2 separate regions of the Homo sapiens genome follow, and region 1 is linked to region 2. The links are chromatin loops, found by intact Hi-C in ENCODE. Cell type or tissue: PC-3. All regions are shown on one strand. Each heading gives the region's core, and the rest is flanking DNA. Links, peaks and the distances in the headings are about the cores only. Region 1 overlaps LINC00326 (long intergenic non-protein coding RNA 326). Region 2 holds the start of LOC124901231 (serine/arginine repetitive matrix protein 1-like).

Region 1 (15,922 bases), core at 3,775-11,774, 150 kb after region 2:
TGACTCTAAGATTCAGGGCGAACAACAGCTCTGGTTTGCCTGGCACTGAGGAGTTGCATAGGATAAGGGATTTTTCAGTCCTATAACTGGAAAATGTCTAGATCGTCCACAATGAGTTGGTCACCCTATTAGAATCTGTCATTTTACCTGCTGTGCTGTCCACACTTGCTCTGCCCTGCTACTCCTGCTCTCTTCCTTCAAAGCCCATCAGTTGTCTGAATGATGCATTCTTTTTCCTTTCTTTTAACCTTGAGCAACAGTCCTCACACCACTTCATATTTTCAAGTTTTGAAAATCCTTCTAAGGACCAGGACATTTTAAATTAATATATCCCTTCACAGAATCATTCATTCCTTTGTTCAACAATGATTTATTGAATACTTTCCATGTGGCAGGCTCAGGGGTTACAATGGAAAACCAAGTCTGATTCTTGTGGTGCTCACATGGATAGGAGAGGGGACAGATAAGAAACAAATAAGTATATTCTACATCTGCTGGTGATTGAGAGTTGTGAAGCAGAGCAAGGACAATGGAATGAGATCAGGTTTGTTTTCTAATTTCGTATGCTGTAATCAGGGAAGGTGTCTCTGATGAGGTGACCTATGAGCAGTATTGAGATACAAGGGAGCATGGCATGGAGGTAATCAGGTGGCGCAGAGCCAGTGGAGGGAGCAGGGTTGGTTCAGTTAGGACCTCCCAGGCTCTACTAAGGAAATTGTTGGGAGGAAGTTGTGTATGAATGTGAGGTCCACTCTTTTTTTTTTTTTTTTTTTTTTTTTTCTGTTTCCCTTTCTTTATGTAGAAGGCATAAAAGCAGAGTATGGAACCCAAAGAAACCTTCCTTGAAATTTTCTACTTTGCAATTTAGCCCTGGTGACTAAGATCAGGTTAGAAGTTAGGACTGGAGAAGTAGAAATAGCCAGATGGTGATGAAAAAGAATTATGCTTAAAGTCTCATATTCCCGATCTTTATCGTGATTCTCAATGTACAACTTGGAATTGATGAAACTCAGTCATGTGAGCTGATACTTTCTTGAGTCCCTGAATCAAATAAGACAGTTATTAATAGTAAGCAAGTTCTCAGATGTTTTTGGTTCTAAGGTTTTAGCTGAGTGAAAGTATTAATAATAATGACAATAACCACATAAATAACTTGCATTTGAATAATGAGTTATAATTCTCAATGCCTTTTTCTTAGCATTATCATTTATTCCTCACAAAACCCAATGGGGTAGGCAGCAAACATATTAGCAATATCATTTTATACATGGTAAGCGTAAATTCTCAAAAATAAAACTTAGGTGATTCATCCAAAGCCATATTTGTAAAAGTCAATGGAGACAGGACTGCAACACAGACTTTATTCTTCGTTCAGTACATCCATGTATGTTCTCCATGTTATTTCAAAGTGATGTCTCTATTTGGAAACTGTAAACTAAGGGAAAACTGTCCAGTCTAGAAGTACATGTTTCCTTTGCCAACATCAAACACCATTCCACTGCCACGCTGCAGTGACTCAATCCATTCTGCTTTCAGGTTGAGTGTTCTGCTCATTGTAAAAAACTTCTTCGTGATCTGAAAGGTGAGACAGCAGTTGAGGGTTCTTATTCTCACTCTGCTCCCAACTGTCTTCTGATCATCTTTAAATTCCCATTTCCTATAGTGGAAGACTAGGGGAGAGGTGGGAATGGTTAATGGGTACCAAAAAAACTTGGAAAGAATGAATAAGACCTACTAGTTGATAACACAACAGGATGATTATAGTCAACAATAACTTTATTGTACATTTTTAAATAACTTAAAGAGTGTACCTGGAATGTTTGTAACTCAAAGGATAAATGCTTGAGGAGATGAATACCCCATCTCCAAGATTTGCTTATTTCACATTTCATGCCTGTGTCAAAACATCTCATGTATCCCATAAACATATACAACTGCTATGTGCCCAAACAATTAAAAATAAAAAACTAAGTAAATTCTCATTTCTCTTTCTTTCTGAGCACCTATGTAGTCTAGATGAAAGTAGACCTCTTATCAGCCCCTTTTTATCTCCTATCTCAACCCAGGAAATATTAAAACATTATTTCTAACACATTGGTCTCAATTTAGACCAACCTCAAATTGTACTTACCCTTTAAAAAGTTGTTTGATTCTAACCTTTCTTCAAGTTACTTTCCAGGCCATCTAATTTTCACACCCAACCTTCTTTTAAAAATTATATTCCCTATCTTCTTTCTTCTTCATCCTGCTCTTGCTTTCATCGTTTCATTAAATATTGTCATTCTTGCCAATCAAATTGTCTTCTTTCTTCCCATCCTCAGAGACTGCCAAAGCTTTCAGTCCTCCTTTTCTTTTGCACTGAACTCAGCCTATCCCTAGTGCTCCTATTACCAGTTTTCTTTCCAATCTAATCTTTCCTCACATTGTTGCAGAATGTTCTTTCCAGCCCAAACTGATTCTGACAGTCTCCAATGCAAAGCAATCTCTGTTGACTTCCATGACCTGCAATATGTAATCCAAATTCCTTAGCTTGGCATACAAGACCCATCACAAGCTGGTCCAAACCTCCTTTTTGCACTTTATTTCCTGCCTCAATCATTCTTTCTCCTTTCATGGCTCCATGCAGGTGCAAATGCTATTTCTTCTGCCTGGTAAATGCTCATTCATCCTCTAACACCCAGCTCAAGGGTCACCGTCTCCCATTCCCCTGTGTGATTCCAAACTATGTTGATTATACCCTTTCAACAGTTCTCGCCATATGGCAATACTGTTTTTCCACTTATGTGTCCGTCTCCCCAACTATGCTGTGTTTTGCTCACTGCTTGGCACATAGTAGGTTCTTTATAAACTTTTCAGTAAGTATTGATATGAATAAAGAAATTCATGAATGAAGTAAGGGAAGCAGGTAACTTTATAACATAAATATCAACATTTATGTCCTTTTATTCACCACGAGGGAATAAAAGTTCAACATTACAATAAATAACTTACATGAAAGTGTGTGTGTGTATACACACATTTGCCCCAGTAACTATTCCCTAAGTGTATTTCAACTACTGTAGTTTTAACAGCTGTCATATATGTAAATATTGCAATAAATTTGAGGTTGCAGTTTTATGGCATTGAAGTGAAAATGAAAAATTCCAGTGAAACACTATACTGCAGCAGTATCATAGAGGCTAAATATTATAGATCACTATCACAAGACGTAAAACCATGTGAAGTAGTGAACCTTTTTAACCTCTGATAAAAATGCACTGTTAAGGGATTAATAACATAGCTTTTATAAGATATAAGACACAAAAAGATAGATATAAGATATAAATCAGATGTAAAATGATAGGAGCATATCACAAAAAAGTAGATAAAATTGGATCAAGAAAACTAAATATTAAATAATATGTAAAAATTATTTCTCTATTCTTTTATCTTTTCAAATGTATCTGTAACATACATGTATTATTTTAATAATGGGAAAGACAAGTAAAAAATAGTGTGCTTACATAACTATAAGCTCTTTAAGTCAAAGAAACAGTTTAACCAGTGGCTAAATAAAATTTTTAGCTACTTAGATATTTTAATGTTATCATTAACAAATCTAATGTTTTTATATTTCTTTTAAAACAAGATTGTTTTCTTCTAATTTTAAGAAGAACTTATTTGTTGTGAATATCTGAAGGACAAAAAATTTAAATTACTCATAATTACACTAGCTACAGCAAGTGGAATTATGGCTTATTGACTAATTATGTCAATATATCCTCCTTATTCAGCCATTTAGCATATACATTTCTGTGTCCTTCTTTTATTTTAACCTATTAGTCTGTCTGAATTTCTGATTATTTCCTTAGGAAAGTTAGTCTTTGTATGGAGATGATTCCCAAATTTACATCTCCAGTCCTGACCTTTCCACTGAGTTCCAAATATAAGCTCACATATAAAAGTTCTTCCTTAATGGCTTCAGGCATTTCAAAATCTAGGAGGCATCTCAAAGTCAATGGGGCCAAAGCAACAACTGATTCCCCTGCCACATTTCCCTGTTGAAACTGTCCCTCCCAAATGTTCCCATGTCATAAGAGATCCCCCAACATGGGTAGGCCCATTTGCTTAGGTCAATAATCCATGGGTCGTTCTTAATTTCTCTCACTGCAGCTTCCTCCATCCAAGAGCTATCGGCACCTCATTCAAAATGTGCCCTTCAAAGCTTTTTATCTCTCCTGGTGCCTGCCACACTCTAGTGTAGTCTCCATCATCTCGTCTCTAGACTGCTTCAGTAATCTTCTCATTAGCTTTCCTACTTGAAATCCTGCCGCCCTATGAAGCCTGTTCAAGAGTACACCACAATACGAATGGTTTTGACTTGTAACACGACTTGAAAATGTCAATCATCACACTGAGACTGAGAGCTAAGCTTTTAGATGTGCCATCTAAGGCCCATGCCTACCCCTTGCGCTCTTCCCATCAGTACTTTGCTGGTAAATGTTAAAAAGTGGGAGTAATAAAAGTCCTGGTTTGTAGCATTTGCTGATTACTCTGGTGTACATACTCCTCTGGTATAAATCCTTACTGATTTCAAGCTACCAGCGTGATGTCACTGACCATGCTATTGAAAAGAGATGTTTGTAATCAGCTCTTAGAGGCAATATGAACAGGCCACAGCACATCACTGGGACCCAGCACACTGGGTCTTTTTGTTCCCACTGCACACTCTTCTGCTTTAGAGCCTTTGCATCTCTTCCACCAGGACCACACGTGGCTGGTTACATATTGTTATTCGATTATCAGCTGAAATATCACCTGTGGTAATTAATTTGATGAGTCAACTTGGGTAGGCTACAGTGCTCACTTGCCTGGTCAAATAAGAGCAAAACCAACTTGCTTGGTCTTCATTGCCGTGAAGATAAATTAGGTGGGATTAGCATTTAAGTCAGTAGACTTTGAGTAAAACATCTCATCCTCCATAATATGAGCGAGGCTCATCCAACAGTTGAAGACCTTAAGAGAAAAGACTGAGGTCCCCGAAGAAGAAGAAATTCTGCCTGCAGACTGATTTCAGATGCAGTAGTACAACATCAATCCTTCCTTGGGTTTCCAGCCTGCTGGTCTGCCCTGCAGATTTCAGACTTGCCTGCTCCCACAGTCATGTGAGTCAATTTCTTTTTCTTTTCTTTTTTTTTTTTTGAGACAGAGTCTCGCTCTGTCGCCCAGGCTGGAGTGCAGTGGCACAATCTCGGCTCACTGCAAGCTCCGTCTCCTGGGTTCACGCCATTCTCTTGCCTCAGCCTCCAGAGTAGCTGGGACTACAGGCGCCTGCCACCAGGGTCAATTTCTTAAAATAAACCTTTCTCTGTCTTTGTTTCTCTCTCTCTACACACACACATATGTATGCACGTAAGTATGTAACTATCTATCTATCTATATATCTATCTGTCTATCTAGAGATATGTATACACACACTATTAAAATGTATATACATCCTACTGGTTGTTTTTCTGGAGAACGCTCACTAATACATCACCTCTTCAAAGAGAGTGTCCCTGACAACCCCTGGTCACTCTTTAACATATTACTCCAATTTATTTTCTTCACTCTACATGTCACTTTCTATAATATCTTACTTATTTGTTTATGTACATGGTTATTGTCTATTCTCTCTTGGCCCCACTAGAATGAAAGTACCATAAGAACAAGTACCTGGACTGCCTTGTTAATTGCTGTATCTGTCATCTCCTTTGCCTGTCATAAAGTGGTGCTTTTCAAAAGTGTGGTCAATGAGTAATACTAAGAAATGTAGTTAGGGGGTCAAAGAAGATATTTTTAAAAATGTAAGACTCTTGGTACTTTAAATGCTTTATAGAAAGCTTGTATCAATTAGAACTGTCATCAGTGTCAGTATTAGAGTGACTATCTCAATATTCTCTCATTTACATCCTGCATTACTATTTTGGACAAGTTCTGCTAATATAACCAACCCCTTAACCATCCTTTATGTCCTACTAGTCCACTACTCAAAAGAACATCATCGGATTAGACAACCTGACATACACATGTGGCTCACAGCATGATACAAAACACCTCTTTACTTTCCTTCTAAATGACCAACTGTGCATACTGAGGCTATCTCAGACAGACATTAGAGAGTCATCCTCCCCTTCCCACTATCTCAGTTTTATTTTTTTCTCTCCATCCTAGTCCTGGGGTCAAAGAGGGATCTCCAGTAGCATTGCAATCCTGCAAAATAGGAGGGAATCAAGAAAAACAGCTCCTCCAGACCCAGGCTCACAGCAAAACATTAACACAGCAATGAATCTGCTCTTATAAAAGGATACTTGTTCTCTGTCTCTTCCCTGTACTTGAAGAGTAGCTTGTTATTGTAGCTCTGTATTACATTTTTAATAACCAGTAAAGCAAGCCCCCCAGAATACCTCTTCAAGCATTTCTTTGATTTTTTATCCTTTATTCTTTCTATTATTCTCAGACTATGGTCTCGGAAGGGAAGTTGGGTGAGCAAACCCGTCTAGTATAGGGTTGGGCTGGCGGGTGGGATGGAGGATGTGTGAAATCCCATTGTATATCCCCTTGTCCTCACTAATCCAGCAGACAAAGTGATATCTCATTTTAAGTTGGTAACATGTTTTATTATATTTAGTAGTCACAAATATTTTCCTCATCTGTGAGCTCTTATTTAGAAACACTTGGACCTCTTTCCTATTGGCAAACTTACTGGTTGGCATGAGCTCTATTTAATGACATAACCCTTTGTCATTTTTCTGAAAATACTTTTCGAATTTATTGCTGATCCCTTAATTTTGCTTATGAAAGGATTTAATGTATCACAGCTTGGGCTTTTTATATTGATTTTTTTCTTCTTTAGTGATTACTTCTTTTTCTGAAATCTGGAATTATATTATTATTTATATAAATTATGTATCATTTTATTTTTTGACATTAATTTTTAATTTATCTGAAATGTGTTTGGTTATAATATTTGAAGATAGTTTATTTAATCTACTGTTACAGCAGCATTCATTATATATCTTTGTAATTTATTTGATTTTTCGATTGTATTTTTATTTAATGATTTTATTTGGTTTATTGGAGTTTTGTTTATTTGTTTGCTTATGGTTATTTGCAGTGGTACTGTTGTCATATAGAAAATACTTATCATAATTAGGACTTGTTTCTAGTTTTTTTTCCTATTTCTTGAATCTGCCTTTTGATTCTTGAATCTAAACCACTCTGCCTTGTTAATGTGGCCCTGTATTACATTTTTAATAACCAATAGATCAAGTCCCCCAGAATACCTCTTCAAACATTTCTTTGATTTTTTATCTTTTATTCTTTTATTATATGCATCTTCAACAGGTGCTACGAACTCAAGAAAATCCCACTAGGAGTCCCACTGTCATACACTATATCTAGAACCTAATATGAGAAAAATGTCTGCCTTTAAAATGTCGAGGCTCTTATCTAGCAGCACGAAAAGATTACTGACTCTTAATTAAAATAAAAAATTATGGTAAAGATATTAAATGAATAGGTGATAGGTGAAAACTATAGAGATAATTTTGGGTAAATACCTGATTTCTGGATCCAGGCCATAATACCAATCTTCCCATCTCCCACCTTCACACAATTGAACATTCTGATTCTTACTGAGCACATATTCTTCGTGATGAAAACGATTTTGTCTTCTTTCAACACTCAGTTGTATATGCTACACATTCAGATACCTGATGTAAATTTTTGACCTTGCGTCTACAACATACAACAAAGTTGAAATGAAAAAATCATTTCAACTTTCATTTGAAGTGTGAAGGAAGCATTATATATCTTGTAATACAGGAAGGAGATTACCAAAGGAAAGAGGAAAATGATCAAATTAAGCAAATCTCATAACTCTCTTCTTTAAACAGAGGGGTAAACCAAAGCTAAAAGCATTCCAATGCATGACTCAATTCTCCTCTTGATCTTGTATAGTTAAAGATTGTGTATTCACAGAAGGCTCACTTCACTAAGGAAACCACAGTGAATCTATTATGCAGGAGCTCTTATTTCAGGATGTTGCTGCAAGAATTCCTTAGGGTTTTTCCTGTAACCTTGAGCAACCTCTTTAAACATCATTCACCAGTCACACACAACTATATATAATCATACATTACAAGACAAAAAAAAATTTCCCTTACTTTCAATTAGATTAGAAAGCCATATTTTTCTCAAAAACATTTTTAGTCCTTTTACCCCAAAGTTTATAATTACTTCTTTTATTTATGATTGTATGGAACAACTACAATTCTTAAATTAAGAGGATTTTTCAATGAACTCTAACCTTTCTATTGCAGTGCAAGCATAAATACTCAATTGTTGTTTGATTATTTATCAAGGGCTGGGCTGTGGGCTTAAAGTTTCCCATTGCATTTTGTAATTTACTAGATGTTTTGGAAATATAAGAACAAAGGATAGCCAGAACTCCAGAAAAATGTGGTATCTGATGAAAATATGGGAGTTTTAAATCTTACTATTTCCCCAAATTAATTTGCTTATAACCAATTTCCTTCTCACTTAGAAAAAAAATATATCCTGGCCCCTAACTAAAGAGTCAAATATTAGAAAATGCTTCACAGGAGCATAAATACTGGAATTCCTCAGAAAAACAAAATTCTTCTTTAAGTGGGATTAGAACCCTATTAATTCATTGGATAATGACAATTCTGTTTTTTCCTTTACTCTTGCAAGAGTGCAATGATTGCACCTCTTTCAATCTAAGAAATAATTGCACCACTATTGTTTTATCATGATATAATACCTGTGTTTGCCTGTCAAATACAGTATATTGAGTTGAGAACTAAGTTTGAGAAAAGTAGTATATAATACGGCTAACGTCCCCTTCAAGTCCTAGAATAAAAACTTTAGACCTTCTTAGAGATAACTGTTAACAGTTAGGAATTCTGACATTACCACACATTTTTTTACAAACAATAAAGGTGTAAAAAGTAATTTATCATTTTTGAAAATAATAAATAATAAATGTGTATGTACAGATAATAGCAGGAAAAATCTGTATGTACACATTTATTATTTGTAAAAAAATGTATATACATATTTATTATTTGTAAAAACTAAGAGCATCATGAACCTCATAGTGTCTAGTAAATATATAAATTGTTTTTAAAGCCTCTATTAGTGATACAGGATCAGATCAAGATTATTAAAAGTGAAAATGAATTTGGTACAACGAAATTACTTCTTGGAGGCAGCATGTTATGAAACTCTTATCATGCTCTGTAGTTTAACTGGAAGAGTTTCTACAGTTTAGGATAGAACTGGAAAGACTTCACATAATAATTGATGAAGACATCTGAATAGCTGGTATTAAGGATACATTCACACTTTACTTCTTTCATTGCCAGAACTTTTAGGCCATCCGTAGAAGCAGTAAACTTTACTAAGGTATTTAGACAATAGAAATATTCAGGAAAAATAAAGATGCACATTCTGGAAAAAAAAAAACAGTTCAAATCATGTTTAAAACAATTGTGTTTACGCACAAGGAAAGAAAAAATAAAATTTAAAGCATGAGATAATTAAGTGGCTTTTGTGGACTGTTACACATTACCTGTAACAAAGGGGAATAAAGTCATTGAGGCTTTTTTTTAATGAATAAACATATTTTTATAAAACATGAAAAATTTCTGAAAACCAATAACAAAGATATCTGGTGTGTGCGACATCAACATTCATTTGACACATTTTTTATTACAAATTTAATATATACTAGATTATACTCAAAAACTTCCAAAGTTTCCATTGCCTCCTAGAGTCATGATTCTCAATTCTAGCCTAGAAAGCTTTTTTTAAATGCTTTTGTCTGAGTCTCTTTCTTGGATAATTCAGTCAGTATCTCTGAAGGTGGAGCCCAGGTATTGGTGTTTTAATAAGAGTTCCCCAGGTAAATCTAATGTCCAGCAGGCTCCCATTATTTTCCTATATGAGTGTATATGTCACTCTGTATGATTTAATAACTACATTTGCCTTGCATTTTCCAATCTCTAGACACATCTTTGCTAATGCTTTTCCTTCTGTGGACTTCTCATCCCTCATACCAAAGTTTAACCGCTTGTTAAGACCTTCACAAGACACTAACAGCTATTGAGTGTTCAATCTTCCCATTCTATAGAAGTATTTACATCCCATACTGTACTTCACAGCCAAGTGGAGAAAGTGAGTAAGCTAAAGGCAAGAGTAAAACGGGGCTTGATAACAAGGGTAGAGGGTGCTGTGAGAAAGCACATAGTAAGAGCACCTGACTCAGACTTGGAAATCTAGGAAAGCTCCTAAGGAGCTGGGGCCTGAGGGATGAGTGAAAGTCAGGAGAGGAAAAGAGCATGTTCAGAACAAGAAAGAGCATGTGTGGTGGCTTAGAGTCAAGAGACAACATGGGTTATAGAGCAGGAAGTGCTCTCTATATATAAGGTGGGAAGTGGTTGTTGGCAAGTCTAGAGGGAAAAACAGAGGCCAGGTTATGCAGATAGTGTCAGTTTCTGTTAAGAGCTTGGGTTTTAATTAAGGAACAACAGTGAGCTAGGGAAGAGTTTTAAGAAGAGGGTTAGCACAATAACAAGCAGTTTAGAAAGATCACGTTTGCTGTGGTGTAGAGGCAAAATTGATTTGGGTGGGAGCAAGGCTGGAGACAGGGAAACCAGTCAGAAGGTTTTTGCAATAATCAAGATGAAAGATTATGGTGGCATGAGCTGGGCAGTGCCAGTGGCTTGGGCTGTGACACTGTCTGGCACACAGCTGCAAATGCAGGATCGTTCTTTGTAGAGAACTCCCTAGAGAGCAGAAGAAAAAGTTTCCAGAGCCATCTGTATGGAAGTGGTGGCTTAAGCCATGGAAGTAGAAGAGTTTTCCAAAGAAAAAAAATTAGAAGAAGGTAAAGGACAGAACCTTAGGGAGTGCTGACATTTAAGGGAAGAGTCAAGAAGAGGCATGAAATAAAGAACAGGCAAGTACTGAAGGGAAGCAACTTAATCATGTATTGACTAAGGCAAGATTTTTGGACTCCTCCTTGGCAAACTTGTCCACTGGTACCTAATCAGGCATCTGATCAGGTAGCACAGCCATCTTTTATTGCATTATATTGTGTATCTGTGAATTATTATTCACAAAACTGGAGTATAGATTCATTTAATTTTGCATACCTTGTCTTAAACATGCAGAAGTTGGGTTCAGTGTAGCACATCTTGGTGTCACCCCTATAAAATATTAGTAGAAAAAAAGAAACTGAAGACCAGAAATGTTAACAAAAATAATAAAAAAAGAAGGGAGGCAGAAGACGACGATAGCAGGAAAAAATATAGTTTTAACAATTGATAGAGATGAGGAATAATAAACACAGTCCCTAGAATTTTATTAAGATGGCATCTGTAAAGAAAGAGGTTTCTCTGACTTTCCAGACAGGACAGGTTATATGCTCCCAGGCACTGTGTGATTCACCTTTGTAGCATGCTTCGAAATTGTTATAAAATACCTAATTATATAACTAGTTAAAGCGTGCTCCCAACTCGGGCTGGAATATAAGCATCTAGAGACCCAGGGCCATATTTGTGTCTCCAGCTACTAGAATAATATCTGACAGGTGGAACATGCTCATTAACTAGTTATTGAATAAATGGGGGAGGATAAAGAGATCTCACGTAGAAAGCACTGAAAGAGAAAGTACAAGATGAAGGGAGGTGGGATTCAGAGAGATGAGAAGTATGGCCCAGAATGCAGGAGTCAACAACTGTTGTAACTTGAAAAAGCACTAATCATAGGGTGGCCATATGTCCTGGTTTGCCGAGGACGTCTCCAGTTGACACCTGTTCCCTCAGTGTAATTATTAAAAGTGCCCCCTTTCATTCTCAAAAGAGTCTCAGTTGTTGTGATGAATAAATATCTAGAACATTTAACTAGATATTTGAATGGAACATCAGATAAAGAAAAAAATATATATGTGTGTTTAAAAAATACAACTTTAGTTATATTTCATTTGGGGTGAAAGTTTATGGTGAGCAAAATAGTATAGAAATTAGCATACTATACCAATTTAATTATAAAATTTAAGATTTATTAGAATTCACTGATCTCTCTTTATTTGACTAATGTTTAGTCAAATAGTTTTTTAATTGTTTAATTTTAAGAATATAAACTTGGTCACAAGGTCCTGATTTTGTATTCTCAAACGCTATTTTCACCATGACACAATGAAACGTTTTGGAGTATAACTCTGCTTTTGATAGAAGGCACTACCAGGCTGTTCTCCTACTTCAAACAGCTGTCTGTAAACCCCACTCTTGAACATCAACCACCTAAATTTGCAAAGCCCTGGGAATTCTTTGGATCAAAGCATCTTTTAACTGAACAACACTATTATCAATTTGAATGTGAATTTGAAAGTTTGCCTGGTGGGTAGAATTGAATTGCCCTGCTGATTTTATTAAGCTGATCAAACTTCACTATCTTGTAGCAATTCTTTTCTATCTACTGTTCAGGATAAACAGATTCTCAAACTAATCCCAGAAAATACTGAGTAATAACTTTTCATTTCAGTGTGGGCCATGACAGGCACAGGTGAGGAGAGTTAATCAGTTGCAGGCTGTTCTGCTGCTCAAAGCAGCCAGAAATCCCTCTAGAATCTTGTTATTCCACAGCAGATGCCCCAGTTTGAGGAATAGTTGAAATTTTTTCCCTGCCCAGAGATGCTATGAATTTGTCTTATTCATTTTGTATCCACACTATCTGGTATATAGTAGTGGCTCATTATAAAATGTTCTGGCTTTTTTTTTTCAGCTTATTTAGCAAGTTTTTGTTTTTGTTTTGTTGTTTAGACACAAGGGTCTTGCTCTGTTGCCCAGACTGGAGTGCAGTGGCACAATCATAGCTCACTGCAGCCTCAAACTACTGGGTTCAGGTGATCCTCTTTTCTCAGCCTCTTGAGTAGCTGGGACTACATGCACACATACCACACCCAGCTAATTTTTAAAAAAAATTGTAGGGAGGGTGTCTCGCTATGTTGACCAGGCTGGTCTTGAACTTCTGGCCTCAAACAATCCTTCTGCCTTGGCCTTCCAAAGTACTGGGATTACAGGCTTGAGCCACTGCGCCTGGTGATTTAACAAGTTTTTTATACAATTTAGCAAAATTTATATAATGTGGCAAACAGAGCACTTACAAACATTTGTTGAACTGCTGAAATTGTTATCCACTGATTTCCCTGGAAAAGGATTTGAGAAGGCTCGTATGAAAGTCATTTATAGGTTTTTTTAAGAATTAATTGAGGTCATATTTTTGAAAATTATTGTTGACCTTACAGTTTTTCATAACTATGAGCCTTATTTTTATTATAATCATCATGCCAACACTTAGAGAATCAAAGTTACATAGTGAAGGAATAGTGTAGAGGTCATTGCATCCACATGAAATAGCTTCCATCCTCCTCAAAGTCCTTGGCTAGTCTTCAGCCTGATCATACCTGGGCCCTTACTTACTAAGCAGGGTGCTTTCAACTACTGCAGATCAGGGTTAATTCATTTCCGTTCCTGGTTCTGTTACTCACTAATTGTGTGAATGCAGAGAAGCCTATTGTTTGCTGAGTCTCATTTTTTTCATCTATAAAATGCTACCATTGTCTGCGCTTCTACGCTCCCATAAGACCTTACAGTTGCCTCTGTTATCTGAGCTGAGATTTATTGATTTCTCACTGTGTCAGATGCTGTTCTAAGCTTTTTATATCTAACTCATTAATGGAAACAAAAACTCTGTAAGCTTTTCTGTTTTCTTCCCTTTTTCTCTCCCTCCCTACCTCTCTTATTCCTTCTTCCTTCCTCGCATAACAAGTATATATATATATACATATATATGAGTATATATATATATTCTTCCTCCTATAACAAATATATATCCAAAGTTATACAGCTGCTATGAAATAGAGCCAGAACTCAAGCAATATGGTGCCAAAAATTCAAACTCTAACCACTTATTTTATTTTTCGTTTTAATTAAATGAGTGCACATCTTTTCTGACCACTAAAATGAGAGTTTCTTAAGACCAAGGACTGTATTTTATTAATATTTTATCTGCCTTATACCCAATTGTTTAGTTGGTATGGGGCACATAGTAGGTATGCCATGAATATTTGCCAAATATACAGCTGAGTATTTGCCCTGCTATCTCAAAAGGATCACCTATCACTCCTGTGATTAGGTTATGTTATGTGGCAAAGGTAAAGAGATTTTTTAGGTGAATTAAGGTCACTAATCTGTTGACTTTGAGACAGTCAAAAGAGAGGTTATGCTGGGTGAGCCTGACCTAATCAGTTGAGCCCTTTAAAACAGACTCAGCCAGGCATGGTGGCTCATGCCTGTAATCCCAGTACTTTGGGAGGCCAAGGCAGGCGGATCACCTGAGGTCAGGAGTTTGAGACCAGCCTGGCCAACGTGGCAAAACCCCATCTCTAATAAAAGTAGAAAAATTAGCTGGGCGTGGTACTGCATACCTGTAATCCCAGCTACTCAGGAGGCTGAGTCATGAGACTTGCTTGAACCTGGGAGGCGGAGGTTACAGTGAGCCGGGATCGCACCACTGTGCTCCAGGCAGAGTGACAGGGCCACTCTGTCTCAAAAATAAAAATAATAAAATAAAAGAGACTCAAAGTAGCAGCCAGAGAAGCACCTACTGGCCTTGAAGGAGCAAACTTCTGTGATGTGCAGAGGAATCACATGACAGGAAATGGCAGATGGTCTCCAGGAGCTGGAGACTTCAGTCGTATGTCACCAGAAACTGAATTCTGCCAACGCTCAGTGAACTTGAAAGAGAGTCATGAGGCTTAGACAAAAATCATGTGCATGGCTAATACCTTGATTTTAGCCTGGTGACACCTTAAGCAGAGATCCAGCTAAACTCATGACCAGACTCCTGCAGACCGTCAGTTAATAAATGTATGTTGCTTTTAGCTGTTAAATTTGTCATAATTTGTTGTCAACAGTGAAAACTAATCCAGAGCCACTCTAACATTAAAATTTGGGTTTTGTTGAATTTCTAGAATTGTGTGTTATGATTGGAAATATGAATTGACTTTGGAAGAGAGAAGTAAAAAGGCTGCCCTTCCATGGCATCCATCAGCATTGGTCTGTACAACTTTCTCATGTTTTATTTTTTTCCGCTTTACTCCAGATCCCCACTGCTATTCCAGCCCCCAATGGGCACCCTCTTTCATGTTGTAATATATATCTTTGGCTATGTAATGATCCTCACACAATACAGTGTTATTGAGCAATTGTGTGTGTGTGTGTGTGTGTGTGCTCTTAATTCATATAAATGATATTGTGTAATACTTCTCATTCTACTTCTAACTTTATTCTCTCAAGCTTATGATTTCAAAATGTAGCCACATTGGTACTATTCATTATTATCTAAAATTCATCTGCCACTTATCTATTTCCCTAGGTTTTGGACCTTTACCTAGCTTCCAACTGCCTTCTTCCACCAACATTACTGTGGTAAGTATCTTCAAACATGTCTGTGTATGCTGGAGAAATATACTCAAAAGGGGTATTGACTGATCGTAGGGTATGTGTTTACGTGGTTTTATTAGGTGCTGTCAGATTGCTTTCTGGAAGGCTAGCTTACATTTCAACCAGCAGTGCAGGAGAGTTCCTGTTTCTGCATAATCTTACTAAAACTTAGTGTTGTTTAATTATTTTTTTTTTTAGTTTATTCAATTTGATGGCTGTAAAATCTTACCTAATTAGCTGTTTGAATTTCCCCTTCTGTGACATTCCAATTCATGTACTTTACCTATTCTCTTTCATTCTTTCTCTCCCTCAGTCTCTTTTTTCTTCTCCCTCCCTCCCTTCCTTCCTTTCTCTCTCTCGCTTCCTTC
Region 2 (15,922 bases), core at 4,042-12,041:
ACTCAAGAAATAAATATCAGTCATATTTATTACCTCTCCATTTCATTTGCTAAGTAATAAAAATTACTTCTAACAGAAAAGTATCAAATTAATATTCAAGCCAGTTGAAGTGTTATCATCACAGGCCTCACCTACGTTGGGGGAAGGAGAGTTGTTTTGTTTTTCCAGGCTACCCCACATGTTTATATGGTAAAGTCAGGAATGTTGGGCACAGTTTTGAAGGCCTCTAGCGTATTCATTGGTTTCTGGCATTCTAATGCACTCTACTCTTATAACCATAAAAGTACTCTTGAGTGCTTCTGGAAATATATAACAAATCCTTAATCAATTTAAGAGTGTTTTAACTGCATACATGAAATTTCTTGGGAGGAAAATATTAGCTATTCTACACACATACAGTACTTAAGTTAGCAAGAGAGTTCCTTCTGAAAGGCACAAAGCAGCTTCCCCATAGTAATATAATTTTCAGTTTTATATGTGTAAGTCCTATTGAATCCCTTAGAATAACAGGAAATTCTGCAGGAAAAAAAACCCCACAAAAATTGATAGCCATATTTATTCAATGCAAGAGGAATACATTAGCTATTCTGAGTTGGACTACTTTTTAAAGGCACTAGATAACCATTGAAGATTAATCAAAATCTTAACCAAAAACTACAAGAACTGAATATTCTGGAGACAGAATTTTCTACATATAAAAATCGAACAACAAAATCAACTGATTAATATACTTCATTTTAAAACTGTATCTATCAGATTACTTTAGCCAGCATTTGAGTAGCAATTTTCTGGATTTTGATGCATTAACTTTTATTTCCACATTAAACAGATTATAATAAGTAACAGATTTATAAATTAGTCATTGATATGACACAACTGATATTGTGACATGTATAATAATATTTATCAACACATTTATAATGGAGTAATGTCATTTATTACTTATACAATGTCTATACCTTTCATCTCTATGTTAAAAAGCTATCGTAATATATGTAAGGTGCTTAGAACTGTGCCTGGCACAGAGTAGGCTCTTACTAGAATAACAATATATCATTCCTCATAAGTTCTCACCAATCACATGAGAGTTAGAACCATTTCTCCTAATAATTCTGGTAAATATTTGATGGTACTAAGTAAAAAAAAATGTAGTGAATATAATATTACTGATTTATTTCTTCCTAACATTTGGGCTTACGAACCATAAGTAAATATAATATGCATTCATAAAAATGAATACTAAATATTCTTAAGTGAGAAACTAATTATATAAATTATATGTATATATTAAATATATATCGTTAATAGAATTATTTATCCTAATCATAGTGGAGTATTCCGATTACTATATGAGTTTCAAGGAATTTACTACTATAACCATTTTTCTTAACCAGAGCACAAATAATTACAAGGTTCAATTAAGTTGAAATTTTTGCACCTGGTTTTTGTGAGAAAGATGAGAATATTACCTTAAAGATGCAAGATTCATAAATCTTTTTAAAAAGCATTTTGGTATTTTCTATGGAAAATGCACATACATATTTATCTATTAATATTGCATCTAGAGTTTTATCTACAGATATTTTTGGCAGATGTACGAAGAGACATAAAAATCATCAGTGCAACATACTTAGTAATAGTAAAAATATGGAAGCAATGTAAACATACACCAAGAGGGGAACAGTGAAATTATGAAATATCTGCATACATTAAATAGAAGCACCCAAAACTATATGTACTGATGTGGAAAAATATTCAAGATTCAGCAGATCAAAAGCAAGTTTTAAGGAAATCAATGATCCTATTGGAGTTAAAAATGTAAAATGAAAATAAATTACATCCTCACATAGTTATTACATTTACACATATATAGAAAAAAAAATGCCTGAAAAGATGCACATCTAAGTATAACAACTTATCCTGATTTGCAGAGAATAAGAATGAGTAAATCCACTTTTTACTTTAAATATATCCGTATTTTTAAAACTTTTTAAGAAAGTATAACATATGCACAGTAAAATAAAATACATAAATCAAAAGTTGATCACTGATGAATTTTTATTGAATAAACACTTTCACATGACCAGCAACCAAACCAAGATAAAAGACATAATCAGCATTCCAAAGCCTCTCTCTTGCTCCCTCTGGTCATTCCTCTCAAAAGTAACCTCTATCATCTCTGTTTTAATATGTTATACAAAGTATGACTTATTTGTATTTTTTAAGTAACAGATTAAAAAAAAAAACTTGCTTTAGCAGCATGAATTTCCTTCTCTGAATATCAAATACACTCAGCATTTTATTCCAAGATATCAATTCAAACTATAACCTGAGCTTTTATAGTGGGCCAGGCACTGAACCAAATGTCTTTCCTGCATGAATTCAATTATTCCTTACAACTCCATGAGGCGAGTACTGTTATTATTCCCCATGTACACATGCTGGAACTATGGCTTACAGCCACTCAGAAAATTACATGACCAAAGTCACATCGCTGATGAGTGGCAGAGCCTGGATACACACAAAGGTAGTCTGATTCCAGCATTCTCAACTCCTCATCAGAAACAAACAAATAAAAATAAAGTGGTAAGATGTAGAGTTGGGAGCATGAAGTGTCCCCAGCATGAAGTTCTCTTTTTCTGTTTTGTTCTGAGTAAATGACTTAAGGTCTTAAGGTCACATAATACAACATCTCATCTGCAAAATGGAAGGGTTAGGCTAGATCTCTCTTCTGATCTGATCATCTGACGCTGATAAATAAAGTGACCCACTGAAACACAGAGCAAATATGCTTTGTCATGATGTAGTGCAATCATGTACTGCACTATGCTAAAAAATGACTCATACAAGAAAATAAAACCACAATTTTTGAAACTATTGGAAACAATAATCTTAATTTAATGTTATTTCTGGACATAGGAAGACTTTCCCCCCTAAATAAGCAAATTGGTGGTTTTTGAAGGGTCTTGCTCATCTTTGTATGGAAAATGCCTAAAAACAAACCACTAAAAACTAAACAAAATTTTTTTACTTCCTCAATTGTGCCTGAAAAAAAAGATGTAATTTCCCTCAGCAAAAGGCCACGTATATTTTTAATAGATACATCTGGGATTTTTGGTCCTCACATTTTGAAACACTGACACAAACAAATACAGAACATGCTTTCTCTCAAATGAAATCTATAATTCTGAGGGTTAAAAATTCTTCAAAATAACATGAAATCGATCTTAGCAGAAGGCAACCAAAGAGATCAAGGTCTGTTTCTGGAGAAAACTAGAATTATGAAGACCATAAACCTCAACGAGAAATCTGTCTTTTAAATGTCAGTTTATTGAAAATACCAATGTACGCCGGACATACCTGTTTTTCCACTAGAAAATCAGTAATACTTTGGTACAAATGAGGCTTTAAATAAGTTGGAGTAGAAAATAACCAATAAACCAGCTTTCATGACCACAAGCAAAAGAGAACCAGTTTTCCAAAAAGTTAACAGGATTCATCCTTTGCAGATGTCTGGTTTGGGACCTAATGCCCTTTAAAGATATGCATGGAATAGTGCAGTCACTTAATTTCCATTAACATCTCCAGGTGTTGAGGTTACGGAGGGAAAAAGATATGATCTCTCCCCTCTGTGAGTTCATAGTCTCTCTAGAAGACAGACACATACAATGAGCCCCAACACAATCTGCTGTTATATTAACAGTCCAAAAAAAGTGCTATGGTATTACACAGAGAAAAGAACTAATTCTGCCTGAGCCTTAAGGAAGGCTTCACAGAGGAGGTGACATTTGAGCTAAGCCTTGAAAGATGAGTAGATTATTATTATTATTATTATTTTGTCCAGGTAGGCAGCAAAAGAGCACTAGGCAAGTAGGTTAAGGGAGTTGGGGCCATGGAGGATAAGGGTGGTGAGAATATGCCAGGGAGAAAAAAGGAAGTGACTGACGGCATTATAAGAAATAAAATGTTCATAAGTAAGTCTTACCACATTAGGACCCACTATACAAAGAATCAACCTGAGAAAGGAGATATGTGACTTGAATACTCTGTGGGGTTCCTTGATTTATGAACCCAGGAAGTGCTCATTTGGAAAAATAGAACCTCTGGGTTTTTGGCCGTTCTCCAGTAACTAAAGGGCTACTAGGCTTCCCGTTCAATATCTGGCATAAAGTGCCTGGATGGACCTGTGGTTCGCTGTGCCTTCTTTGGACTTCCTGTCCATGAATGAAGCAGAACTCTCCTCCACTATCTGTGATTTAAACCCCTGTCTCAAATTCTCCGCAACACTCCCCGAGAACGGCCTCCACCTGTCATTGGGTTGCCCAGCACCCACTTTATCTCTCTGCTAACAAGGAGCTATGCAGGGTCCTTCTCCACCTAGGAAACAGAAAAATATTTTGGTCAAACACAGTATGCTGTATTTGCAGCCCTTTGCCACCTAAGCACACATTTCAAAATTAAAGCACAAATCAAAGGAAGTGAGAGAGAGAGAGTGAGTGTGTGTGTGTGTGTGTGTGTGTGTGTGTGTGTGTGTGTGTGTGTGTTTTCAAGTACCTCTACCCTGCCTACTTAGGCATCAATTAGTAAATGATGTGAAATCTCCAGGTTAGTCTGACTGCTTCCATGATTATCTACCTAATACAATTAAAGTACAACCACTAAATTAGACAATGCATAAGTGTGGAATTTCAAGTATCTTTGCAATTTCTAATAAGATAAAAATTATCTACTGTTTAGAACTCTTAAGAAAATTAGTCTAATCATATATTTATAATATTAATGTTTCATATTTCAGAATAATTTTGAAATTCAACCCAAAACTCATATGGGAAAAGTTATCCTCTCTCACTTTATGTGAACATTATTGTTCCCATTTTGTTCAAGTGATTTTTGAAATGTGTTTCATATATGCTTAAATTATGTAAGGGTGGTGCCCAAACAACAGTCAAATTTACTTACATCAATTATATATCATTTCATAGATAAAATGTATTGGTCAACATCAAACCCATAGAATGAGAACTTAAAAGTTTGGATCTGAGAATTCACAAAAGAGAGTTTTTACATGTAATATATTTATTTTTACTTTCTTCTAGCTGTACAAATGTTATTAACTCAAGATCTTGAACTTGTGGTTACAACTGAAAGCTACACATAATTCTTTTGAAAATTTCTCATTACAAACAAATAATTTAACTCACTAAGTATTTTAATCTTCAGCAGTTGTGATTATCAGTAACTTTACCTTTTCTAACACTACAGACTAAATAAAATAAAAGTTTCTTATTACTGAATATTTACCCACAGAAATGGAAAGGCAATGGTCATTATTTAAAAATAAATCCAAACTATCTACTGACAAATAACCGGAAGAAAAGACACATAGATGATTCAAATAAATATTTACTTCCTACATACTCTCTCTCAGGTATTCTGTTACTCCCACTCATATATTATTTCCAGAAAAGGAAAATATGCTGGAGATGGTCAATCTGTGTGAAGCGTATCTGTAAATCCCCTCTGTGCAAAGTTAATCTATCAACACAGACTAATGAGAATTGTTTGACTTCATGTTTAAACTTGGGAGGAAGGTATTAGGATTCTCCACACTTGACTGGAAATAGAACAATCCTCTTATGCAGAGCCCTGGGAGTTTTTTGACTATATCAAATGATATTAAGATCTGCTTAGGTTATGGGTTCTCAAGAAGAGGCAATTTTGCTCCCAGAGATCACCTGACAATGTCTGGAGACACCATCATTACCAGGGGAGGGAGGGTCCCTGGCATCCAGCGATGCCACTAAGCATCCTACCAGGCACAGGACAGTATCCCCTGAATAAATTATCCAGCCCAAAATGTCAATAACCAGAGCTTGAAAAACTCTTATTTAAATATACTGAAGAATTCAGGTACAACGTTATCATTTTTAAAACTATACAGATACACCTGGTAGCAGTTCCAGACAAGCTGTAAAAATGAGACCTTGACAATTAATATTTTAACTTTCCTTTTTCCTTCAGCCCCATCCTGCCACATAGCCATTATATCTGAATCCAAGTGATAAATTCTGTAAGTAGAGGTACTAATTACCTCCTACTGTCTCTCTAAAGGTAAGAATCATAGCAATATGTAAAGCTACCTTTTAAAAAGTTTACATTGAGTTCATCAGGCCCACTGACTATTGAAAATTATACAAATTCTCATAATTGGTACCTTACGGCTGAAAAAAAAGCAACTGAGGAAACTTAAATATTGGCTATAAAGTACTACCATTATACAACGTGCTTATAATTGCTTAAAGTAGTTAAGGAACCACACAGATTAAAGCTCTAAAACAATCTAGATTACTGTATGCGGAAATATTTACTAAAAGAAATATTACTGCACAACGTAAATGGCCAATGCCAACTGTTGAGCACCTATAGTGTCTTCTCTTAAGGCTCCAAATACAACCTCAGATTTGCCAAGATGACCCACAGTATCTAATTTATACTTGGACTACTGGACACTCCATTTATGGTCACCAATCCATAGCCCCCCAAAAAAGACCTTCAGCTCTAAATATCTCTGGAACATTTGGGGGTAATCTAATGAAAGATACCCAATCATAGTAATAACAACTGATACTCATATCAAGCACTACTCTAAATATATTTACATATATTTACTCATTGAATTCTCATCAGAACCCCATGAGGCATGTTCTGTTACACATGAGAAACTGAAGCAAAATCTGTTTCAGTAATGTGTTTGATGTTACAAACTCATCAATGTTAGAGCTGAGGTCTGAACCCAAGTGCCTGGCTCCATATTCTTCTTCCTTTTTATTTATTTATTTATTTTTGAGATGGAGTCTCACTCTGTTGTCCAGGCTGGAGTGCAATGGTGCAATCTCAGCTCACTGCAACCTCTGCCTTCTGGGTTCAAGTGATTCTCCTGCCTCAGCCTCCCGAGTAGCTGGGATTACAGGCGCCCACCACCACGCCCAGCTAATTTTTGTATTTTTAGTAGAGACGGGGTTTTGCCATTTTGGTCAGGCTGGTCTCGAACTCCTGACTTCAGGTGATCCATCCGCCTCGGCCTCCCAAAGTGCTGGGATTACAAGTGTGAGCCACCGCGCCCAGCCCCCATATTCTTTCTACTTACTCACTGTGCTATAAGAACTGAGTCTCTCAGATTTCAAGTACTATGAAATTACCGTATCTCCAGAGATTTTCAGGATCCTTGGCTTATCCACCAGATCACTGACTTCCCAGTGGTAAGAAATAAACACATTTCTACATTCACGTATACATACATATAACCTAAGCCTGGATTCACAGCTGCAATTCTACTGGGTTTATACCAAAACTCCCTGAGGTTGTTATTGAGGTAGTCCCACCTTGTAATAGTCACTGCCCTTCTCACTGTTCCCAGTCTCAAGGAGGGGATGTTCAGTGTCACAATCTCTGCTCTCATTCCCAGTACCTCTACTCATTCATTCAATGGGAATATAACAACTACCTACTGACTATATGTCCAGCAGTGCACTGTGCATTAGCGATACAGAAATGACAAATACAGCTAATCCTTCCAGTAAATTCTCAGCTTAAAGCAGGATTTAGACTAATGTAATCTATTACATTTCAATGTGGCAAGGGCTATGTTAAATGTAGAAGCTGGATGCTTTGGGAGTAACAAGAAAGAAACGTTCAACTCAGACTCTGGAGGTCAGAGGAACTTATCAGAGGAGCTAACATTTTGCACCTTAAGTATTGAAAAAGCAGTAGAAAAGATATTTGCAGGGGGAGAGGGGCGATGTTTTCCAGAGAAAAAGCATTCCACGCACAAAGAAATGAAGTGGAAATGTCCAAGGTGTATTTGAGAACTGCAGTTTTCCATACAGCTGGAAAAGAGAGTTGTTGTGAGTGGGGAGTGAGAGATGAGAAGAGCAACCTGAGCAAGGTTCTCAGTATGAAGGGTTATCTTCCCTGCAGAGAATTTTGGAATTTGCCCTATAGGCAGCAGGCAAATTTTTTAAGGAATTTTAAGTCCAGGAGGGACCTCATAAAAATCATGAACAAATGTGGTTGAATATCTTAGGGACGTGAGAGAGTGTTAGAGACAGCTTCAACACAGTCCAGAATGGGCCCCCAGGAGAGGCATCAAGATATTATAACTATATTTGTTATGACAACATTAATACGAACAAGTGTGTATAGGACAATTGTCCACCTAAAGCTAATTTGAATACCTGAGGATTAGACCTGTGACCTTGGTTACAATGATTCTCTCTCTAAATATTCCTGGGAATGGTATGTAAAAATATAAGAATACAATAAAAGCTCCAAAGTCTTCAAAGCCATGCAGAGTAGAAAAGAAATCTATCCATCCCACTCTAATTTTGCAAGTCTTCAGCAACACTGATAAGGAAAAAGCATTTAACAAGCATTTACCAAGTACCCACAACTTTGCTAACCATTTTCATGAACGAAACCTTTAAAAACTAAAGTCAACAATTAAGGGAAAAAACTAGACCTAAATTAAAATTCTTCATGAGTCAACTAAGAAAAATAACAGTACCATCATCTTATCAACTAAAGTTAATGCAAAAACAAACAAACAAAAAAAAAAACAAAATAAAACAGTAGAATTGCCGTTCTTGACAGGTTTATTGAGGTTTGCATGCTTAAGTTACCTACTAGAAGCATTGTTTTAGATTACTGGAAAACCTGCAAAAGGAAATCTGAATGTGATTCACCTACAACGTCATTAAATTTAGCAAGAATGACTTGAGTCATAACCGCACATGAATATACATTTGCATTCAAATGTAAGAGAAAAGAATTAGGTAATGTAGAGATCTGCTGATTCCCCCAAGTCATCATCACTTTCAACATACTGAAAACATTAAGTTAGAAATATTCAATCTCTTAATCAGAACATTCGGTTCTTTTCAAATCTTTTAACATTAGGGAGTTCAAAGTCAGAGGTGAAATGTAATGAATAGATCACTCCGTTGGGTATATGCAGAGGTCTGTGAATTGTATATATGACCTTGTGCATAATGAGCCCTCCCGGTATGTGGTACACCTACTTGATTAGGGATAGAATTTCAAACTCTGTACTGTTGCTTTTGTGAGTAGAATTAAACTTAATGGCACATGAATGTAAATTTTTATGATTTAATTGTAGTCTTTCACAAGAAATGTCCCTTTCATTTTAAAAAGAAAGGGGGAAAGGATAACAGAAATAGTAGCAATAATTTACGTGAAAATCTAAAGTCATGTCAAGTTAGGCCACTGCTGGTGTTTCTTCTTACAGTCTTTAAAGGAGGAAAGATGTTCTAATTAATAAAGTCAACCTTTGCAGGTACAAGTCCTTTGTGCCTCATTCAGACCTGTAACTACACACAGGGAACATTTTGATCAGTTTTAATTTTCTCAGTGCTAAATCGAATTTGAAGACTGGTTAATACGGATACTCAAGTTATAGAAGGGAGAGTAGACACACCTTTCTGCTGATATGTCACACTGGGAGATATTTTACCGTATCTGACAGTCTGTTTTTTAGTGATGCCACATGAACATGTTAGGGCAGGTACTCTGAATTAACCCCTTTTGTCAGAAGACTTGAATTTTTTTGCAGCAGTTTCCATACATTGAAGACACTTAGAGAGAACTCCAGAGGCGGCGGCCACCGTGAGAGGGTACTGTTGGTGAGTCATTCTCAGGCTACCTACATCCTGCTTCACCTAGAGCAGTGGCACATTTCTCTACTGGGCATATCATCAGTTTCCATTTAAATGAAAGGATCCGTGGCTGAGTATATAAGTAAATAAAAAAATGAAAACCACTGCTTCAGTGGAAAAATACTATAAAATTGTAAAACAGGTTATTAACAGCAAAAGTATTTACCTACAGAAAACCTTACACATGCGATAACCAGATAAATTGAATGTATTTCCAAAATATGGGCAGCTCCATTATAATTTAAACCTGCCTCCAGAAGTCCATCATGCACTCTTTAACTCTTCAAGCCTTATTAGTTGGTTCAACATAAATGTGCAGATTTGAGATTCAAAACCAGCATTAAAACAACAAAAAACAAAAACAAAGAAAATACAAAGTTGATAACATTTAACCAATTTGGATAAGGCTTGAAGAGCAAAGGAAGATTCCACATGTTAGTTAAATATTTAAAAGATCTGGTCATAAGTTCTTGATAATTGGGAAACATTACAAAATACAGCATTTCTCCAAATTCAGTCATTTGCTGTCCAGCCTTCATGACTGTGGTTATTTAGGCCATATTCTTGTTCACTGTTACTTAATACGTTTCTTCAGATACTTAATTTTTTTTCTTTGACTTCAATACTTTGTTTGGTCTTGTCTCAAACAATATTGCCCATGAAGTTACAGGTTTAATACAAAATTTAACAAATTTTTCTAATATCTAGTTATCCTTACATAAAATATAAGTATTATTAAAACAAAATGTTCAGGTACCACCTAAAAATGGTGGTATATGACTGATGGAAGCAAGAGCCCAGCACACGCTTAAGGATAAGGGTGCTGGCCTCATACTGGGGAGTTAGGATCCTGGCTCCACTGTGCTGCATGACTGGGTCTCAGCTTCCTTATCTGTAAAATAGGAATAACAAAAGTACCTAATTTACGGCATAGTTAAGAAGATTAAAATTAGCTAATCCATATAAATGCTTAAAACAGTGTTTTGCACGAAATTCCTGAGTAAATGCTAGCTATGATGTTATGATGGTGATAGTGATTAATATTATAGTAATAATGACAGCCAAATTGTAATTATCTAAAGACTACAGTGACCACTTTTATTTAAAAATACACTTTAGGATATAAATATACTCAAGAAAATATGCTCTCATATTTGACATCTACATTAATATATGCCTTGGTGATACAAAAGCTATTCCACATTGGTTTAACGCAATTTCACTTTGAAAATATTCATGTGATAATAGGAATCAGACTTTGCCTAAAAATTATAACCTAAATAAACTACCTGTGCAGAAAAAAAAAAACTAAAAAATTCTAACACGATAGAACATATAGGTCTTTCTCCTACTGTCCAAAAGTACGTTAAAATAAATTTACTTACTGTATGTAAATAAAAGCTTTAAAAATATGAACATACTGTATTAAAACATTTCATATTGGAAAAAAATGAGAATTTCTGGTATTTTAGAATGGTGTCTTTCTTCATCATCCATGCACTGAAATCTCAGGGTAAGAAAAGGGCCAGACCAACTCTGAAAGGTTTCAAATATCAAACTATACTATTGTGTCAGTACCCTAAGATCAATTAGCACCTTTCAATGACAAAAAAGGTTACAGTGAGACTCAGAGGTGCACTCTCTGAAACTGTCTCAAATCACTATATAAATGTGGTTTTGATAACACAAAATGGTTTCTATTTTAAATTAATCAGTTTCATCTCTTTTTCTGGAGGTGTGAAAGGGGTTAGGGGAGTAAGAATAGTAGTGTTCATTTTCAGTATCTCTTTACTAATAAAAAGATGGATGGAGAAACACTAAGAATGACAAATTTCAAGCGTAAAATGACATATCACCAAAGCATATATTAATGTACAGCTCCACAAGCAATATTGAGTGACAGTAATGTTTACAAAGTCTTCAAACCTCTTAAAAGCAATCAAAGTTGCTTGTACTTCTTTTGAATGTGTAACTCTTGTTCATTTTCTTCCACTTAAGTTCAAGCTAAATGACGCCAAGTTTGGCTCCAAAAATGATTTAATGACTATGCAGTGTCCCCTTCATTAAAACACATCTAACTATAAGATGCAGCATTACACATATTGCATCTCACCCATCTCCAGGGCAAATGCCTGAAACAGCATGTCATTTCTTAGTTTAGCAGGAAAAATTCATGAGAGAAGCAGGTACACTGCAATGCCACCCCATTCCCCTGGTGTTGATTTCCTTCACCTAGTAACCATTGTAATAAAATCCCCCAACTGTATTTCTGAATATAATTAGTTTAAGATACTCTACAGGGAGGCACGTTATAAGAGTTTAGCATTTAGTACATGTAAGAATAATATCCATTTAGAAAAAGAAACTGTCAAGATTATATTCTCACTGAAAAAAGAAGAAGGTGTTTTGATAGAGGTTTGTTCAGCTCTTCAATGAGAGGATTCAAAACGTCTCCTACTTTTGATAGCACACTTTTCTATTTATTTCTTAAATAAGTGATCTGAAATATTTACAACCAGACAGTACCTAATTTTAGGTTTTAAGTGCTTTAACAGCTCCATGAAATATGATCAGCAGCTGCAATACAGAACTATGGTGAATAAACTCCTTATAAAGAGGGGCCTGTTTTTACAGAATGTCCAGTGTTCTTGCATTTACCTAACAGAAAAAAATGATAATGAGAAAGCATAATACATACTTGCATTCTTAAATTACTTAACACTTAACTAAGTAGTGAAAAAGATTATCACCCCTCTTCTTGAAATCTGTATAAAAACTGTGAGTTTTTGTGGGGCAAAATAAGTTTGATTATTTGAAAGTTAGAATGTGAACTTCCTAACATTCTAACTTTTTATAACAATAGTCATCGTCTTTCTGTCATTCTATCTTTCTAAAAATCCTAAAAAATCTAATTCCAGTGCATAAAATGTTAAAATGAAATATCAAGCCATATAAATATATTTTTAGACACGACATCAGTCATTTAGAGCTTGCAACAGAGACTGAAAACATGAAATTGGATACTCTATTTCCCGTGGCTATGTAAAATTTATTTACACCCCAAAGTACAACATAAATAAAAAGGAAACTCTTAGAAATGGAGTACTTGTTTTTCCTTTTTTTTTTTTAACCCAAAGAGCCTTATTAAAAGAAAAAAATAAATTATAGCAAAATGACAAGTAACTCATCTGCCAGTCACCCGTCAAAAAAGAAACTTCTATGCAATTTTTTTCTCCAGCTTCTAGAAACCCTCTGAAATTCAGCATCTATTTTTCTTAACAATTAATAATTATTATTCCTTTTTATACAATCACTCCTTTTTATACAAATCTTAAGATTTTAAAAATTTTAAAACTTAAGCCTACTACTTAAAAGAAGTGTTAATTGTGAGTACATACATATATGTGAGACGTTTTATTTTGGAAATGAGAAATTCAATTTCAAATATTCAACAAATACTAATAAAAAGAAAACAACTGAGTAAATCTTATTTTAGTTATAATTGTGAACCAACCGGTAGTTACAATGGTCTTTAAATATTGAAACATACTATTTTCAGGAAATTTACAAAGGAAAACAGGCTTTTGAAAACCATATTGATTGTAGACCTTTACTTATTATGAAAGACAAGTACATATCACTAATAATCAGAGAAAGGAGACATTTTCAACAAATCTAATTATGTTGCTTTCAAAGCTGTAGCTGTCAAAGGTTTTAACATTCTTGTACAGTCATTCCTAAATACGGGTTTAACTTTGAATGACTTACAACTTTTAATCAGGTGGAACAAACTATTTTTACGGTTTATAACAATAAATGTGGGTGTAGTTATGTCTGCTTTCGATATTGTTGCCATAAAAATCAGATTCTGGCAGTCTTGCTCCACACAAAACAATCTGTCTCTTGTTACTACTGCTTTTTGTTTCTTGGGATAATGTTATTTTTAAAAATACACAAATGTCTTTGAATGCAGTCTCCTAAAACGCTCCGTATCACGTATCAAATATTTTTTGGGGGGATTCTCTCCCCACCCCCTCTAGTTTTTGGTTCTTCAGGTTTAAGCTTGCCAATAATATTTTAAAAGACAAAAAAAAAAAAAAAGGCACTGATTCTGCTTAAAACCAAACCGTACCCGGGAAAGGAATTCAAGTACAATCCCTTCCCTAAGGTTTTAAAAACAAAAACAACGCAACAAACAAAAAAACCATCGTCAACTTTCAATCCTGTCAGTCACCTACGTGTAAGTGAAACTTCAGAAGCTGCTGATGGGGAGCCCGCGGTTGTTAAACGCTCCTAAGACTCCCACCTAAATCCCGCAGGAGCCCGCACTGAAACTGACAAACACCCGAGGGTTCACAAAGTGGCCACAGATGAGAAGAGGAACAAAATGCCATATTCCAGGAGGTGTATTTCGCTCCAACAATTACGTTGATCCCAGGGTGCCAAGCCAAAAGGGGTAAGGGAGAAAGAAAACTGTTAAGTATGAGCCCTTAATGTGAAACCTAACCTGTTGGTTCTCTTAGGTATCAGATTTTGGAAGTGTCTGTAATGACAGCCAGGAAAGCAAACTAATGGCCAACGGCCCACTGGGTTTGAACACCAGAGTCCTGTTACCTCCTCACAGATCAAGTACACAACACACACACACACACACACACACACACACGAAGTTGCTCCACGTGGAACTGCTCTGGAACCAAAACACACGCCCGGGCGCTATTCTGCACCTTGGCAGAAAGGGCAGAGGGACCTGCACCTTCCTCCCCTGCCCTCAGGTTAAGATTCATGAATGACTCTCTAGGCCCGCTCGGGATGGCGGGGAGAGGCGCAGGAGACGCGGTGAGAGAGGACAGTCTCCACACCACTCTCCCGCACACACTCTCACCCCAGGCGCAAATCCGTTGTCTTCATAGGAAGGAGAAAGAGGGGTGGTGGTGAAGGGAAACACTATCCTCCCAAGCAGGGAAGAGATGACAAAAATTAAATTGCGCTCTCTGCTTTCGCCCCAGCTCTGCCACCGGACTCGGTCCGCAAATTCCCTAATCGCTCCGAGCTGTTCAGAATCTCGCAAACAAAGGGAGAAAACTCTTTCAAGTGCTACCAAACGAAAGTTCGGGTTGCTGTGCGGCGCAGAATAAAACAAGCACACACACGTCTACTTCCAAACCTCGCTTCACCACGCTAAAAATCCGAGCCATTTCAAGTTCCACTGCCTCCCCAGACCCAGCAGGCTTGGAAGGAGAGAAAAACCTGCTCTACCCAGCCAGGTCCCTTCCTTTGGAGAAGTTATAAGCCTTCCATGGCACCCGCTACTCGAGCCAATGAACGCGACTGCTCTGACAAGGCGCCTCTAATTTCACCGACCCTGGCAAACTGCAGGAGACATTCAGTCCACGCCACATAAAAACTATTAAAGTGGGATCGCCGCAGTTGAAAAGCCCGATCAGTGCCTGGAGATTAGAACGCGAGCCTTTAAAGTACACACGCACCCGGCACCGGGAAAGCCCAGGCGCCTGTGACCCTCCGAAGGACTCTGGGTCAGCATCCTCGCGCCTGGACCATCTAGGGGGTCATCAGAAAGTAATACACGTCATAAGAAAGATGTGGGGGAGACCCCGATGCTCGCGCCTCTGCCAGGTGGAGGCGGGGTGCAGGTAGAAGCCGCGCGCTGGACTGCTGGATGAACTCCGTTACGCGCAGGCTCCGCGCCGACCCCGGAAGGGACAGGCAGGCTCGGAAGGGACCCTTGGGGCTTGGGGACGTCTTCTAGGGCAGAGAGCACCGCTGCGGTCCGAGCGGCCCGGGCCCTCAGGCGTGGGGCACCCGGCCTCCAAGCGCCCCCCGGGGACGCAGGCGCCCACGCACCGTCCAGCTGCGCGTCCTCAGTACCCAGCGCTCGGCGTCCCCGGCGGAGCCTCGCGCACTTTCCCGGAAAGTTTGGGGGTTCTCTCAACTCAGGCTCCCCCGGGAGCCCTGGGGCGGGGGTTGGAAGAAGGGGTCACTCACCTCGTCGCCCGGTCCGCCTCGGGTTCCCGAAGTGTCTGTCCCAGCCGCGGTTCAGTGCGTCCGTAATTAAGTATTTATTCTCGTTCCTTCCAGTGTCGAAGTTTCCCCTTCGCGCTGTGCCTCTGGTGAAAACAGGACATCCCCTTCGGCCACCCCACAACAAATAGCGTACACAAGCGGGGGAG

Evidence for each region. A loop is a pair of places that touch in the nucleus more often than their neighbours do. Peaks named below come from ENCODE experiments on the same cell type or tissue, not always from the same donor. Only the 100,000 strongest peaks of a DNase experiment are listed, where the experiment ranks them.
Region 1: it touches region 2 in a loop (12-fold over the local background); 2 of 110 quality-filtered maps call a loop at or near these places.

What each region holds. Positions count from the first base shown.
Region 1 is chr6:133,091,843-133,107,764 of GRCh38, reverse strand. LINC00326 (long intergenic non-protein coding RNA 326) reads right to left here. Exons shown (of 4, transcript NR_026969.1): 2 at 11,202-11,255; 3 at 7,581-7,758; 4 at 1,187-1,670. Among named protein-coding and RNA genes, the nearest start is that of LINC00326, 12 kb to the right of the region's middle. In PC-3, for the core only: no CTCF peak of the experiment used is centred there; DNase peaks (open chromatin) are centred at 5,724 and 8,024; H3K4me3 peaks cover 580 bases; H3K27ac peaks cover 3,592 bases.
Region 2 is chr6:133,241,565-133,257,486 of GRCh38, reverse strand. It overlaps EYA4 (EYA transcriptional coactivator and phosphatase 4), which reads right to left. Exons shown (of 20, transcript NM_004100.5): 1 at 15,738-15,922. LOC124901231 (serine/arginine repetitive matrix protein 1-like) reads left to right here and starts at 3,893. Exons shown (of 3, transcript XM_047419612.1): 1 at 3,893-3,974; 2 at 15,076-15,268; 3 at 15,831-15,922. The coding sequence starts at 3,893. RefSeq lists enhancers at 14,000-14,892, 14,893-15,787. In PC-3, for the core only: no CTCF peak of the experiment used is centred there; DNase peaks (open chromatin) are centred at 8,766 and 9,726; H3K4me3 peaks cover 853 bases; H3K27ac peaks cover 3,904 bases.